Linked DNA regions of Mus musculus: region 2 is linked to region 1. The links are chromatin loops, found by intact Hi-C in ENCODE. Cell type or tissue: heart. All regions are shown on one strand. Links, peaks and the distances in the headings refer to the core of each region. The heading gives the core; the rest is flanking DNA.

The links. Hi-C counts contacts between places; a loop is a spot of excess contacts. Peaks named below come from ENCODE experiments on the same cell type or tissue, not always from the same donor. Only the 100,000 strongest peaks of a DNase experiment are listed, where the experiment ranks them.
Region 2: a loop joins it to region 1, with 2.5 times the contacts of the local background. A loop is called at or near these places in 3 of 42 quality-filtered maps.

What each region holds. Positions count from the first base shown.
Region 1 is chr1:120,920,377-120,923,187 of GRCm38, reverse strand. No RefSeq gene overlaps it. Among named protein-coding and RNA genes, the nearest start is that of Gm34641, 36 kb to the left of the region's middle. In heart, for the core only: no CTCF peak of the experiment used is centred there; a DNase peak (open chromatin) is centred at 1,407.
Region 2 is chr1:120,761,602-120,764,412 of GRCm38, reverse strand. 2610027F03Rik (a long non-coding RNA gene) reads right to left here. Exons shown (of 3, transcript XR_001779385.1): 3 at 846-1,051. Among named protein-coding and RNA genes, the nearest start is that of Gm29345, 43 kb to the left of the region's middle. In heart, for the core only: no CTCF peak of the experiment used is centred there; DNase peaks (open chromatin) are centred at 1,302 and 1,672.

The DNA.
Region 1 (2,811 bases), core at 277-2,776:
TCTGCTTCTTGACTGCAGACATCATGTGACCAGCTGCCTCATGCTGGCTGCTCTCTCTCCCCACAGAACCCTCAAACTAGGAACCAACAAAGGAACCAAAAACTAGGAACCAAACTAGGAACCAAAAACCAGTTGCTTTTGTCAAAACTTTGTTCCAGCAATCAGACATATATCTAATACAACTTCTAAACACATTTTATGCAGTCACTATAACTTTAATAGTAAAGCCTGGCCAAACATTACAGGTCACTACCTTTCAAGAACATTAATGGCAGAATTTTAAACACTTTATAAGTAAAACTAAGAGCATATGAAATTGTAACTTCTCAGAAAAAGTTTTCAAAACTTAATATAAATTGGAACTGGAAAGATTGCTCAGTGCCTAACACCACTTACTTCTTAGCCAGAGCACTTGACTTTGGTTCCCAGTTCCTATGTAGCAACTCATAGACACCTATAACTATAGCTTTAGGGGGTATCCAAAACCCTCTTCTGGCCTCATCAGGTAGCTGGACACATGTGCCATGTATGTCCACATATGAATAAATAAAAATAAACATTAATTTAGTTCATCACATTAATAAAATTAAGGAGTAAAGAACATCACTCTCCAAATAGTGGTAAACAGGTACTTAATAATATCCAGCATTTATTGATTTATTTACAATTGTTTTCAAGACAAGAAATAAAAAAAATAATAATAAACAAATTACAAAAGAAGAAAACATAAAGCTGGCCCGTGTTTGAAGTGGCTATACTTTGGTGTATAGAAAATGCAAGAGCATTTGCCAAGAAACTGTCTGAATTAACAAATGAATTCAGAAAGACTTTTGGATGTGGGTTGAATAAAAATAAATTAAACTCCTATATAACAAATAGCATAAAAAATTAGAAAATGTATTTGTTTCATGAATTTCATTAAGATGAAGATATTTATTCCCAGGCTTGAGAATACACTTAACCAACAATGCACAAGCATCCTCTACATCACTCTTTGATCTTTCCTTACCTGGAGTTAGGGTTCTTCTCAGATCACCATGGGTCAGCTAAAAATAGAAAAAAGAACTTGGGTGCTGTATTCAGAAGGGGTTCATGAATGTTGGACAAGTTAAACCACAAACACATGTGTCTCCAGTGGGAAACTGTGAAACTGAGTTTCAGAGACTCTGGTAACAGACAAATCATACCCCTACAACATGTCAGAAAGCAGTCCTAAAAGCAGAAAATGAATTATTCCGAAGGCTGTAAAGAGGCAGACACTTAGACCTTAATTCTGACAGGCATTCTTCCCTCAGGTGATGACTGGCTCCAAGGCCAGGAGAGAGGCACCTCACGCTGAGGGAACAGGTTGCCAGACAGTATCCTAAGGTACCTGGACACAGTCCCACATGGGGGAAGGCTGGGCCTTGACTCCCAGCCAGGAGTCCGGTGGCTTGGCTGGGCCTGGGTGTCTATGATTAGCAGGAGGCACCATCCACACACTATCTCTCTGCAGCACCATCTGCAGCTGCCTTCTGCATTTGGCTCAAGGTCAGCATTGCCCGTCACTGGCCTTCTGTAAGCAAGACTTGGAGAAAGCCAGATTTGACACTTGGCTGCTCTCCTTAAAGTTGGAAGGGCCAGCTTAGTCAAGAAATGACAAATAGATGGATAGATAGATAGATAGATAGATAGATAGATAGATAGATAGATAGATAGATAGGTAGGTAGGTAGGTAGGTAGATAGATAGATAGATAGATAGATAGATAGATAGATAGATAGATAGACAGATAGATGTGGCAGGATGCTTTACAAAGCTTCACAGAAAGTTCCTGTGACCCCAAGGTTAATAAATCATATTCTAGAAGCTTTAGAGGTTAGGTGTGTGTTTGTGTGTGTGTGTGTGTGTGTGTGAGTGTGTGTATAAGCCAAAGGTTGATGTCAGGTATCTTCTTCAATTCCTCTTCACCTTATTTTCTTTAACTTTTTTATTTCAATGTTCTTTTAGACAATAGATATCGATTATGTTACCCCTTCCCCACCTCCCCCGAGATCTTCTTTTAGACAGAGTCTTATACTGATGCCGGAGCTCACCAATTCTGCTAACCTAACAGGTCTGCAAGCTCCACCTCCCCAGTACTGAGAACCTGTAGGGATAATCTCTTTTGTACTATGTGGAAGCATTTCCTGCCAATAAAAACACTCTGGCCCTTTAGGAAAGGGTGGAATAGAAGGTGGGATATCCAGCAGGGAGAGTGAAACTCTGGGAGATAAACAGGCATGGGAAGAGAGATTTGTGACCTGGAATTAGAGAAAGCCAGATGTATAAAACTGGCCATGTGGCAGACAGAATAGTTTAAACAGGTTGAGTTATGAGCTAGTTGGGTAACAAGCCTAGTTAAGGCCTATTATTAATAAATAATAGCCTACAAGTCATTATTTGGGAGCTGGGGTTTGGGTGGAAAAACCCATGGTTATAAGCATGCTCCACAGTCCACGTTTTATGTGGGTGCTGGAATTCTGACCTCTGGTTTTCACCAGAGTTTAGTGGTTGTATGGCAAGCGCTTTATAGACTGAGCTATCTCCCTGGCACGACGAGTTGTTTCTCAAGTCTGTATAATTCAGAAAAAAAAAGCAACAAAGAAAAGAAAAAAATTGCTTTTTCCTAAATATTGAAGGCATGTTAGAAAGTCAAGGAGTCACTAGTTAACGCTGGCTGAGGTTAGATGTGTCTGAACCTTCCCTGTTGTTGTGTGAACATGGACCCAGCAGACGGTGGGGGGGCGTGGTTCTACATATCTGATGTTACAAGGAGATGCCAAGACAAAAG
Region 2 (2,811 bases), core at 114-2,613, 160 kb after region 1:
AGGACGAGCGTGGTCATCTCATGAGCACTGGATGCTGGGAACACAGGAAGCAAATGTTAGGAGAGCCGCTCTCAGAAAAGCTATTGTTTTCCCGTGGCCCCTGCCAAATTGAGGAGACTTCTGTTGTCCACAATTGTTCTGCTTCCTCCTTGGGTTCAATCCCATCCTCTTTGTGGCAGCCAGGAAGAGTTATGCCTAAGGTTGTGCCTCTGCCGTTACTGGATTCCTATAGCTTTCCAGAAAAAAGCCATAAAGTGCCAGAAAAATCAGAATGAACATCAGGGTCTGTACCATGGCAAGAACTCAGTAAATCTCCTTCCTATCCACATGTCCACATTGTTACTCTTTAGACCAGGTGGTCACCGACCATGACACACCCTGCCAGGCAACGCATGCCTAGTGCACTAGTGACAGGGTGACTATGAAGCTCACTAACTGCTCTCTGACTGGATTTAAGGCCCACTCTGCAGGAAGGAATCCTGTGAGACCAGTCGAAATCCCATGGCAGGGGAGATCATAGGTCCTATGGGAAAATAAATAGCTGTGCTAAAATAAGTAAGTTCTGAATTATCTTCTGTCTCCTGAATGTGGAGATTCCCTAAGTACAGTGCCCTATTCTCTTGCTCCAAGCCATAACATCTTCCAGCACAGGGCCATTCCTTTGGAAAGGGGGATTTTATTGAGTACTAGATGAGCTGATTTCTTATGTTTAAAAAAAAAAAATCACTCAGGACCCAAGCCCATAATCAAGCCAATCTCCAAAGAAAATGCTTGATCAGAGAATGTCACAAATTTTCAGGGCTTAAGCCAGAGATGTCATCAAAATTTAGAAAATGTATCAGAAATAGAGTTTGAAAACCATCACTCCTTTATTCAAGGATGTGCATGAAATCTCCCCACCCTTGCCCTTTTGTTGATTTTTTTTTCAGCTTTGAATGGGGCCACCCAAGTTCTAAAGACGCTGCCAGCAGAGCTTGATCAGTTCTGGTTTAGGGCGGCTCATGGTAATCAGCTCAACAGGACCCTCCTCAAGCCGGCTGCATTTCTCCTCCTTAAATGGAAGACAAAACAAAGCCAAAAGTGAACAGACAATCCAAAGGAGGCTCCAAATGGCAAGGCAGAAGCAGGTGACACCTTAGAAGAACATGTGTCCTCCTCCCCTCCCCCTTCATGCTCTTTATGCCATGCTCACACTGAACCCTCCCTCACACAAGCTGGCAGGCAGTTAGGCAGACCTTCCTGGACCTATAAAGTGCAGCCAAGAACTTCACAACTTGGAACATGCAAGTCAGTCCTGGGATGAGTGAGGTCAGGTTAGAGGCAGCCAGCCGGCTCATGCCACTCACTTGATAGCTCCTGGCCTCAGGGGTAGCTGTCTCTCTTTCCTTGCCTCTGACTTACCTTTCTAAATAGGGAGAATCCTAACTGCCCTTGACTCTCCTACTACAACAAACCATCAGAACAAACCTCTCAAGATGACAAGAAGCAATGACTTCAGGCATTCTCAAAGCTCTTGCTGCAGATCTCACACGAACAGAGCACTCATAGAGTGAGATATCCCCCCCCAGAATATTCTGTGTCGCCTATGCTGAGAGTCTGTCCAAAAGTCCAAGCTGATGCCATGTCTCTGATGATGCCATTGCCCAAAACAAGTTATCTTCATTGTATCCTCCCCCTTGCCTAATTTAAAACCTTTGGCACATCTCCATCCCCTGGGCCAAGAAGCAGCCACCTTAGACTTTCACAGGAACATTGTGTTCCTGCCCTGTGGGGCCAAATGCACTCTCTGCCTCCATGGTTGCCCAGTGGCTCACTCTCATTCCTGTTCTGTTGCTCTGAGCTTTGTACCTTGGAGGCCAGGCACTCCTAGAGGCTACATCTACACTTCCCTTTGGTTGTCCACTGACATCCTTCCTCAGCTTCATTCATACCCTATGGTGCTGCTCTACCACTCCACCGCAGAGTAAGCTGACCACGGCTACACACGTGTTAATCCTTGTGAGCTTCAACTCCCCAGTCTTCAGTGCATTCTTTAAAGGCCACGACTAGATCTTGAGGACCAAGCAGTATCTCACAAAACATGAACCAAGTGCTTAGATCAGAGGACATGAAGACATGTGTCTTGCATCCATGTGCACCAACTCATGAGAGTGCACACAAACCAAAGTGCTCTGGCCAATTCTGAGACCTAGGGAAACTCTCCAAGGACCATCTGGGATGGTTAATGCTGATTATCAACTTGGTAGATCTAGAATCACAGAGGAGACAAGCCCTGGCCGTGTTTGTGAGGGAGTTTCTAAGGTGACTGAAGTGGGAAGACCTCGGGAAGATGGTGTGGGTAGCACGGTCCTATGGGCTGGGAGCGTGGATTTAATAAGAGGGAGAAAAAGTGAGTTGCTCCCCAGTACCCATGTCTCTCTGCATCCTGACTTCAGCGGATACGTGCTTGTATCACCACGCCTTCCTCACCATGGAGGGCTGCACCTTCAAACTATGAACCCAAATAACCCCTTTCTTCCCTAAGGCCCTTCTGTCATATACTTCTCGCTGCAGTGAGATGAGTAATAATAGCCTACTTATTATAAAAGAAAGATTGAAGAAGATAATCTCCTCCAAAGTCCACAAATCACTATGTGAGGGAAAAGGGCTGTGGACGGGGGCAGGCGGAGGGGCTTTCTGCTGAAACAAAATTAGTTTGGAATGACTGACTGGCCACGCCGAAGACCTGCTTTTGCACAAACTGTTGACCAGGCATCAAGCAAGTCCGCTGACTTTTTTCAGCCACCCATTCGATCCCCAGACCCTGCAGCT